2 separate regions of the Homo sapiens genome follow, and region 2 is linked to region 1. Evidence: chromatin loops called from intact Hi-C (ENCODE). Cell type or tissue: Calu3. All regions are shown on one strand. Each heading gives the region's core, and the rest is flanking DNA. Links, peaks and the distances in the headings are about the cores only.

Region 1 (5,259 bases), core at 260-5,259:
CTCCTGAGTAGCTGAGATTACAGGCGTACGCCACCACGCCCGGCTAATTTTTGTATTTTTAGTAGAGACGGGGTTTTGCCATGTTGGTCAGGCTGGTCTTGAACTCCTGACCTCGTGATCCACCTGCCTCAGCCTCCCAAAGTCCTGGAATTACAGGGGTGAACCACGCACCCAGCCTTGAGTGTGCCTTTCTATGAGTCCTAAGAAACACACACATTTGTGCATCCAACCCCAAAACCAAGATACAGTATGGTCCCATCACCTCTCACAAGTCCCTGTGCCCCCTACTGTGGACCCCTCTCCCTCCTCCCCAACCCCAGACCTGGTTTTTGTTCACACAGTTCCACCCGCTCCAGAAAGCCATATAAGTTGATTCCTACAGCACTCCGCCCTCTGACTGTGGCTTTGTTTCCATCCCATCCTTCAATATCCAGGATGATCTTTCCAAAATGTAAATGTGCCCTCTCCTCTGTGCTTCTACTTAAGTCTAAATACAACTTGCAGGGTCTGGTCTTTGACCGCTACTCCTGCCCATCTGGACAAACAGGATGGATGGCTCTCAAACCTGGTTTGCAGAACAGCCACCTGAGGGCTTGTCAATACCACACCTTCCTGGGTCTTAGCCCTAGAGACTGAGATTCAGTTGCTGGAGAGGAGCCCAAGAATCTATTTTCCACACAAGGTTAGGGAGGTCTAGAGGCCACATTTGCAGAAGCACAGCTTCCTCTCTCCACACCTTCCACACCTGTCCAGGTTCACCCACGTGGCCTCTGCTTCCTCCCTTCTCCTCCAACCCCACTCTCTGTCTCCGCATGCTGCATCTCCTCCTGCCCAGAGCTCTGGCATTGATTTCCTCACTGGGGAAAGTGGCCTCCTTCCCCAATTCCCATCCACCGATTCCAACCCCCTTCCCATGTCAGCCAGCTTCTCCTCTGCTCAGCTGTCACCTCCACTGAGAAGTCTTTCCTGACTCCCTATGTGAGTCATTTTCCCAGCATAGTTGTCTCCTGTCATTTCTTATTTGTGTGATTCTTTGGTTAACATCAATCTTCCTGATTGGCTGTGTGAGGATGGGCGGGGTCTGTTTTTGTTGTTTACGCCTGTATCCCCAGCACAAAACATGGGGCTGGCATATGGTAGGTACTAAACAGATAGTTGAATAAATGAATGAGTGAATTGTCTACTCTGCCTTTGCACAAGCTGCTCCATCACCAAAGAGACCTTGCCTCCTCCCCCACTTCTTTGCTGGGCCCACTCATACCGGTTTTCCTAGGAAAACTCTGGAGAAAATTGAGGCAGGAGCCACTCATTCGTGCCCCTTCCAGGGTGGACCTCTTATCACCCTAAGGATTGTTTGTTTTCCTGTCACCCACATCAAGCTGGGTGGTGGCCGCAGCCTTTGATCTCCACCTCCTAACCCCTCTCCCAAGTACCCTGTGTTTGCCCAGCACTGAATGAGACAGCTAAAGTGATCCCTGAGAGAACTAAAGTGTTCCCTCAGGCCGGGCGTGGTGGCTTATGCCTGTAATCCTAACACTTTGGGAGGCCGAGGTGGGCAGATCACCTGAGGTCAGGAGTTCAAGACCAACTTGGTTAACATGGAGAAACCCCATCTTTACTAAAAATACAAAAATTAGCTGGGTGTGGTGGCAGGCGCCTGTAATCCCAGCTACTCCGGAGGCTGAGGTAGGAGAATTGCTTGAACCTGGGAGGCAGAGTTTGCAGTGCGCCAAGATGGCACCACTACACTCCAGCCTGGGTGACAGAGCGGGACTCTGGCTCAAAAAAAAATAAAATAAAGTGATCCCTCTAAGAGGAATCCCCAGGGGCCCAGGCCAGAGCTTTCTCCAGGTCACCATGGCTCCTCCCACTGTGCCACCCTGCCTAACCCCCTCGATTTTAAAGGAGAAGCCAAGACTCTGGACTTTGCTCAGAAGGTGGGGGGCGGGGGAGGGAGGGCTTACCCTGGGTACCTCTGAGGGGCCAGGGCGCAGCCACCACGGTAAGGGTGACTGCAGATCGAGGGGCAGGCCATGTTGCTGGACACCACCCTGGCTGGCGTCCCTCTCGGCAGGGTGCTCTTTGCCCCATGGGGTGGGATCCAGAGCTGCAGACAGGCCCCCAGGCTTGGCCAATGAACAGACCAGGTTCGGGGAGGGTGTTGGAAAAGAGTGGATGGGGTGGTTCCCCTTACCTTGCAGCCCCCAGGCCCTCCCCCCTCCCTCCCAGGTGGTCGGGACTCTTGATCTTCGCTCGTGGTACTGTCTGTTCGGCTGTCTTCCCCGCCTCTCCCCAGGCACCTGCATCCTCCCTTGGCACCTGCTGCCAGGCTAGGAAGGGCAAAAACAATCCCAGTTGGCGTAGTCAGGGAGTCTCCGCCCTCCTCCCAGGTTTCCTCCTCCCAGGCGCCTCCCCTGGACCCGCCCCCATCTGCCCAAGATAATTTTAGTTTCCTTGGGCCTGGAATCTGGACACACAGGGCTCCCCCCCGCCTCTGACTTCTCTGTCCGAAGTCGGGACACCCTCCTACCACCTGTAGAGAAGCGGGAGTGGATCTGAAATAAAATCCAGGAATCTGGGGGTTCCTAGACGGAGCCAGACTTCGGAACGGGTGTCCTGCTACTCCTGCTGGGGCTCCTCCAGGTAAGGGGACCGAGATCGGTCTCAGACGACAGCCTGCCAGGCAACCCCCAGCCGCACCAGGGCCCCAGGCTGTGCCAGTCTCCGGCTGAACTGGCCGGCGGCCCAGGTGGGAGGATTGGAGCCACCTGGCTCTCCCCCTCCCCCGCTCGGTGATGTCAGGCCAGGGGCGGGGGCTGGAGGGGGACAGGTAGTTAAGGGCCTGGCGTCTCCCTCCCTGAAGACGTGGTCCCAGCCGGGTGTCCTGACGCTCGGGGTTCAGGTAAGAACCCAAGCGGGCATTTATCCTTTGGGGGCAGGCACGGCCGGTCTGGAGGCCGGTAGGGAAAGGCTGGGTCTCCTGATGGGTTGCTTGGCCTCCCACTTTTCTCTTTTCTGTCCATTTCCCACCCTGCCCCCTCCTCCCCACCCGCCCTCTTTTCGTCCCCATCCTGGTTTCCAGCGCTCCTTGTTCCCTCCCTGTACACCTCCCTGCAGGCAGCAGCTGAGAATGGGAAGGAAGACCTGATTCTCTCCTCCGACTTGGCTTTCCCGCTGAAACTAGCCCCTCCCCGCACACCCGGGGAGAGCCGCCCTCACTCTCTGGCTCGCCCAGTTTACCCCAGTTTGGGTTTCCCCAAGTCTCTAAGACAGACGTCTCTGCGGGCTGCGGGGAGATGTGGGGAGGGCCCCCTCCACTTTGGAGGGCAGTGAAGGAGAGGGATCCTCTAAATTGTCGAGGCTTCATCTCTCCAGATTGTATGCCCTTCTCAGCAACACCGCCTCCGGCCCTCCGATGGGAAAGTGGAGGCCGGGTGAGACGGGGTCCCTCCTGGCTTCAGCATGAAATGGGCAGGAAGGCTGGAGGGGTGTATGAGGGGCTCTGCAGTGCGGTGGGGCCTGGGGAGAGTGGGGTGGGGGATAGCAGATGGTTTCTTCTGCTTGATGAGGCTAGGGAGAGACCCAGGTTCCCGGTCTGGGTCTCCCTGGCAGATTGAGGACAGAGAATGAATGCATCTGCCGGCAAGGTGGAACGCCCCCCACCCCGCCCCCCAACTAGCCGCACCGCCCCCCAGGAATGCCCTCTTTTGGTCCGCCGGTCTTGGACTCTGCTCTCCCCTCTCCTGATATCCTACTGTATGCTTGGTGGGGGGACCTCATGGAGGCGGGCAGCCTGTAATGATTAACTGCAGAGACACTCCAGCATTCTTCCCGAATTAAACTTTAAAAGAGCTGCCCCGCCTTCTCCCATTGGGTATTTTTCCTGAGTGAGAGTGGGCGGGGCCTCAGAGTCCTGGGTCCTCCCTTATACTAGGAGTCATCCAGGGGTTTCTCACCTTCTCACCTGGGCCCTGCACCCTAAAAAATTATAAGCCTCTCCCGTGGGGGCGGGGCGTGGAGTACTGGGCGGACGGGGGCTCTCCCGCCACATCCAGGCCCCTGGCCCAGGCCTCAGTCCCGCAAGCCCTTCCCCCTGCTCTGGGAAGCAGAGTTGTTTTCTGTTGGCCCTGAACACCGGGCCCCGCCACCTGCCCTTAGGGCCAGCCAGGTGGGGCGTGATTCAGGAAGTAAACAAGGAGGTTGGGAGGACGGGAACGCGGGTGGGGCTGGAACCACTGGGGGAGGAGGCAGCTGGGAAGCCACGGACGGAGTTACCTCGTTGAGGGGACAAACTGATTTTGGGGGTCGGTGTTTCCAACCGAAGCTTTACCGGGGCCTCAGTTTGAAAACTCCAGATCTCTAAGCTGCCAGGCCCACAGCCAGGACCCCTTCCTCCTCCCTGCTCACCCCATTGGTCTTGACGATTCCACCCGCCTCCAGCCTTAGAAGCTTAAGGGCACGGCTGGGGGGCTCTGAAGGCAAACCCCAGCCTTGGACTGGCCCTCTCTGATCTCTGAGGCCAGGCTCTAATGTGATTTGAATCTACTTCTAACCCCTTCCAAGCACTGCCCTCCCGAATTCTCTGCTCCTCTCCCCACCCCACTGTTGGTCTGTGATTTCGAGGCAGGCGTGGCCCCCTGCAGCCTGGAATGAAGTCACTGGGGCTGTTTGGAGACCGGGGCTGTTTGGAGGTTAGACTGGGGTGGGAGTGGGGGATTGTGTTCTGGTATTGAGGTGCTGGTGTCTCTTGCTAGCGGGTGATGGGTGTGTCGTGCCCCTCCTGGCAGGACCCTGAGCCCCCTCCCTGGCCTTTCATCCTGTCTGTCTTCTTGAGTGTTTTCCCTTTCCACTCCTGCTCCTGTGGTACCCCTCTGGCCGGGACACCCAGGAGAATGTGTCAGGAGGAACTTCATCCACACAGGGCAGGGGCTCTGAGCGATGCTTTGGGTGGGGAGGGGCACCGCCGGGATGCTGGCTTCTCTCCAAATGGGCCTCTGAATCCAGGCCGGGCATTGCCTCTCTCCTTCCCAGGCGAGGGACTCCCTGGCGAGGAGGTGGTTTGGGACTGGGGGTGAGAGCAGATCGTAGGTCCCACCTGGCCTGGAGCTAGGCCGAGGGTGGGGAGGAGGAGGTGATGTCAGGAGCCTCAGGCCCACATCCTCCTCCCCCATCCTGTTCCCAGCCCCGTGCCTCCCCCATTCCGCTCTGGCTAGCAGTGGGTTGGGGAGTTGGGGGAAGGGTGGAGGCAGGGCTGTTTTT
Region 2 (5,484 bases), core at 166-5,165, 150 kb after region 1:
CACCTGGCTGATTAAAAAAATTTTTTTTGTAGAGATGAGGCCTCACTATGTTGCCCAGACTGGTCATTTAACATTTTTAAGCCTCTTTCATTATTTGTAAAATGAAAGGATTATATTAAATCCATAATATCTCTTCCAGCACTGAATCTAGGTTTAATGTCTTTTCTATCTTCTGTATCCTTTCCCCACCATCCCCTACTAGAATAAACTCCTGTGAGCAGGAACTTCCTCATACTAACCTTTGAATGCCCCCCACATTTCTATGCATTATAGCTGTAATAAGTAATTGAACTGATTAAATTGAATCTGCATTCAGAGGTAAACTTGTGGTTATATCCTACTTGCTACTTATTTTGAATCTTGAGAATATTTGCAGCCAGGCATGGTGGCTCATGCTTGTACTCCCAGCACTTTTGGAGGCTGAGGCAGGCAGATTGTTTGAACCCAGGAGTTCAGAACCAGCCTGGGCAACATGATGAAACCCTGTCTCTACAAAAAAATTCAAAAATTAGCTGGGTGTGATAGCACACACCTGTAGTCCCAGCTACTTGGGAGGCTAAGGTAGGAGGATCGCTTGAGCCCAGGAGGCAGAGGTTGCGATGAGCCAAGCCAAGATCACACCACTGCACTCCAGCCTGGGCGACAGAGTGAGACCCTGTCTCAAAAAAAAAAAAAAAAAAGCCAGACATGGTGCCTCACGCTTGTAATCTTAGCACTTTGGGAGGCCAAGGTGGGCGGATCACATGAGGCCAGGAGTTTGAGACTAGCCTGGCCAACATGGCGAAGCCCCATCTCTACTAAAAAAAAAAAAAAAAAAAAAAAAAAATTAGCTAGATGTGGTGGCACACACCTGTAATCCCAGCTACTTGGGAGGCTAAGTCATGAGAATTGCTTGAACCTGGGAGGCTGAGGTTGCAGTGAACTGACATCCTCGCACCGCTGCACTCCAGCCTGGGTGACAAAATGAAACTCTGTCTCAAAAAAGAGAGAGAGAGAGAGATAATATTTGCCCCTTGATACATTGATTCACACTTTTTCCATCCCCTAACCCCGATCCATAGTAAACTATTTAAATATTATAACACAGTAGAATTAAAAGCTTGTGTTGAATTAATATTTTGCAAATGTTAACCCATTAACAACAAAATTAAATGAATGTAATATTCTTTATCTCATTAGCAGAGACACAAAGCCCTAAAATGGCAACAAAGTTATTATATCTTCTGACTTATTCAATGGAAACAGAAGTTGTAACAGCATTCCTACAATTTGCTGCTGAAAAAAATCCCACCCTTTCCCTTTTTTTTTTTTTTTTTTGAGATGGAGTCTCCCTCTGTTGCCCAGGCTGAAGTGCAGTGGCACAATCTCGGCTCACTGCAACCTCCACCTCCCGGGTTCAAGCGATTCTCCTGTCTCAGCCTCCCGAGTAGCTGGGATTACAGGCGCACGCCGCCATGCCTGGCTAATTTTTTGTATTTTAGTAGAGTTGGGGTTTCACCGTGTTGCCCAGGCTGGTCTCAAACTCCTGAGCTCAGGCAATCCACCCACGTTGGCCTCCCAAATTGCTGGGATTACAGGCATGAGCCACCGCACCTGGCCTCCCTCTTTTTCATCTTGATTCTGTATGTGTACATTTGTAGTACTTAGAAGTCACATTTCACAGGATTGTACCTACCAAAAGAGTCAGTATTGAGAATTTTGTATTTTGTACTTCTGCAAGAGTATTTTCCAACACTAGTGTATTATTAATAAACTAATGAACATTTGGTTTTCATTTGCTTGTTTCAACAACCATTTTGGCATGTATGTGGTGTTAATAGCTTAATGCTTTGAACTGCAGGTGCCATATCTTCATGTATTGTAAATGTTTCTGTCTGAAGCAGTTAGAAAAACTAATGGATCTACTTAGTTCAGATTTAGTAAAATTTTCTGGTCGTATGTGAAAGCATTAGTTTATTGAAGTATAAGAAAATCACTGATTACAAACTTTCAAGAGCACAAACATTTAGCCTCTATGGACATATTAGCTAGCCTATCAGAGGTATTATTGGGGAATAAAAGGCTAACAGTTTATGTACCTTTCTAATCAATGATTAATAAAATCTCTTGTAAGAGCCTGTGTGTTGTCACCGGACATTTTTATCTTACCTTAGGCTTTCTTATCAGCTGCAAAGCAGACTATCCTGAAATTCTTACCAAGATATGTGTTCTTAGGTTACCTGTGTATTAACCTGCTCAGAATATCCAGAAGAGAAGATGTCCAAATGTAATCTAGGCTGACCTTTTTCTGCCAAATTGTTTCAGTTGCAGATTATGGACTCTTGCCTTTCATTTTCATTATATTCTTACAGTTTTTTGTTTACTTCACATCTTTAAAAACAAAACATTACAGGTTCATTTAAAGCCTCTTTATACTTTTCTTCTACCACTATTCTCTTATCCCCCCCAAGAATTAATCACCACTCTGAAATTGGTAGGTATCCCTCCCATGTAAGTTTTTTGTTGTTGTTGGGTGGGGGTTGTCTTTGTTTTTGTTTTTGTTTTTTCTGAGACTGAGTTTTGCTCTTGTTGCCCAGGTTGGAGTGCAGTGGTATGATTTCAGTTCACTGCAGCCTCCGCCTCCCAAGTTCAAGCGATTCTCCTGCCTCAGCCTCCTGAGTAGCTGGGATTACAGGGGGCGCACCACCATGCCCAGCCAATTTTTGTATTGCCCAGGCTGGTCTCGAACTCCTGACCTCAGGTGATCTGCCACCTCGGCCTCTCAAAGTGCTGGGGATTATAGACATGAGCCACCACGCCCGGCCTTAAGTTTTGTAATCATTTAATTTTTACATCAAAGGTGTAATGCGTATGCTTTGCAACTTTCTTTACCCATATTTTAAAAAATTCTGTTAACACATGAAGATTTGATTCCATTCCTCCTCTATTCCACTACATTAATATGGCAATATGTATTATTTTCCATCTATTAACTGTATGTGCATCAGTCAGGGTCCAATCTCGAGACAGAAAATACACAGTAATTTGATTAGAGGAAGTTTAATATGAGGAATTATTAAATGTAACAAGGGATTGGAATAATAAGGAATTGCCTAGTAAGATGTAAGGAGAACTCTAAAGAATAGAGGAATAACAGATATACATATATTTTTAAGGCAATACCACTAGGACTGAGAGTGTCTAAGAAAATCCACCATCCCCTAGGGCTGAGGTCCAGCTTGTTAAAATGAGCATAACCATGGGTCACCAGATGGAAGAAAAGTCATTGTCGTGCTAAAAATACACTCTCTAGAACTTGTCAGAGACCCACCCTCTGCGGTGCCAGGAAAAGCTGTACATAGGGAAGTTTCTCACTAGAGACACTCTGCTATAAAACCACAGAAGGAGGCCAGGCGTGGTGGCTCATGCCTGTAATCCTAGCACTTTGGGAGGCCAAAGTGGGCAGATCACTTGAGGTCAGGAGTTCGAGACCAGCCTGGCCAACATAGTGAAACCCTGTCTCTACTAAAAATACAAAAATTAGCTGGGTGTGGTGGTGGGTGCCTGTAATCCCAGCTACTTGGGAGGCTGAGGCAGGAGAATCGCTTGAACCCAGGAGACAGAGATGGCAGTGAGCCAGATTGTGCCTCTGCACTCCAGGGCAACAGTGACACATCATCTCTAAATAAATAAATAAATCCACAGAAGGAGGAGGAGTTGTCAGTGGTGCTGCTAGCCACCAGGCACTGCAGGGTATGGACAATGGAGAAGTTGAACATGCTACCAGAGCCTGCCAAAGCAAGAACTCAGAACCTACAGTGTCTCTCCAGCACCCCTTTCTGACAGTTCATTGTTGTGCCAGCTGGCAAAGGAAAAATATTATCAGAGCCCAGATTCATTTTCATAGAGCAGGCAAAAAGGATGAATTTGGAGCTGAGAGACAATAAGTTGCTAACTGTCACAGTCTAACCTTTTGGCTATTTGACGTCCACATGCACCTTTCTATACACATTTGAACTCTTGTTCATGGACAAAACAATTTTTATTTTTTGAGACAAGGTCTCTGTTGCTCCCGCTAAAGTGCGGTGGCACAATCATAGCTTACTGCAGGCTTTGAACTCCTGGGCTCAAGCGATCCTCCTGCCTCAGCCTCACAAGTATCTGGGACTACAGGCACGTGCCACCACACCCAGTTAATTTTTAAAATTTTTTTGTGGAGACAAGTTCTCTCTCTAGAACTCAGGCTGATCTCAAACTCCTGGGCTCAAGTGATCCTCCCGCCTCAGCCTCTGAAAGTGCTGGGATTACAGGCGTGAGCCACCTCACCTGGCCACAATTTTATATTCTAAGAAGATACATCTATCCATCTTAAAAGTACTTGCTGTTTCCCCAAAATGTAAAGATATGTAGTCCCAACAGTCATTGTTTCTATTGCTATTTTAAATACTTCTCAAATTCAGTCACAGTTCCACTGAATATTCTTACCTAAAGACTAAACTGTAAAATTATCTACCAACAATCTGTATATTAAAAACTGGAAAGGAGAGAGAAGAAGGATAGCATATTAAAATAAAGGTATTGGCTGGGCACAGTGGCTCACACCTGTAATCCCAGCACTTCAGGAGGCTAAGGCGGGTGGATCACCTGAGGTCAGGAGTTAGAGACCAGCCTGGCCAACATGGTGAAATCCCGTCTCTACTAATAATACAAAAATTAGCCAGGTGTGGTGGCACACACCTGTAATCCCAGCTACTCAGGAGGCTGAGGCAGAAGAATCGCTTGAGCCCAGGAGGCAGAGGTTGCAGTGTGCTGAGATTGTGCCACTGTGCTCCAGCCTGGGCGACAGAGCAAGACTTTGTCTCAAAATAAATAAATAAATAAATAAAGGTGTGAATACAAGAAGCAAAGAGAAAATATGCAAAGCTACTTTGTTTCTGTGATTGGTCATTAAGGTTGTAGTTTATACCTATGGCTTCCTTCTGCGGGAAGCCAATTCCGTGTTATTCTTGCCCTCAGTCAGAACTTCAGTTGCTGTGGGTTCTTTATGTGGTGGAATGACTGAAATTTTATTGCCAAAGTGTCTGAATCTTTATTGTTCTTACCCCTTCTCCTCCCCACACCTGTTTTTTGGTTGCTACGTAGTTTTCCATCAACCTTTACTATTGAAGATGGAAGAACTAGAGGTACCTCAGAGAATCTGGGTTCCAGACATAGTCCTCCTTTCTACCCTTGTGTAGCAACTCAGTTTCCCATTGGTCATCAGGATCATTCTCTCCAGCCAGATTAACTCTCCTTTCTCACCTCATCCCCTTTTTTCCCTGCTTAGTTCAACAACATATGGAGCCCAAAATGTCCAGGTGACAGTCTCATCTTCCAAACCAGGGAAGAACCATTGTGGTGTCTCCTTGTGGAAGCATCCCCCTCTTGGGAACAAAGATCTCCAAACCATCAAAGCTCAAAGTTACCAGGATAGAGAGCGAACATTCTTCTAGTGGGTTATTGGGT

The links. Peaks named below come from ENCODE experiments on the same cell type or tissue, not always from the same donor. Only the 100,000 strongest peaks of a DNase experiment are listed, where the experiment ranks them.
Region 2: it touches region 1 in a loop (2.0-fold over the local background); 1 of 110 quality-filtered maps calls a loop at or near these places.

What each region holds. Positions count from the first base shown.
Region 1 is chr17:39,735,491-39,740,749 of GRCh38, forward strand. It overlaps GRB7 (growth factor receptor bound protein 7), which reads left to right and starts at 2,448. Exons shown (of 15, transcript NM_005310.5): 1 at 2,448-2,643. RefSeq lists an enhancer at 4,708-5,259. In Calu3, for the core only: no CTCF peak of the experiment used is centred there; DNase peaks (open chromatin) are centred at 2,401, 2,761, 3,881, 4,131 and 6 weaker places.
Region 2 is chr17:39,887,342-39,892,825 of GRCh38, forward strand. No RefSeq gene overlaps it. Among named protein-coding and RNA genes, the nearest start is that of ZPBP2, 22 kb to the left of the region's middle. In Calu3, for the core only: no CTCF peak of the experiment used is centred there; DNase peaks (open chromatin) are centred at 2,160, 2,690, 3,360, 3,690 and 6 weaker places.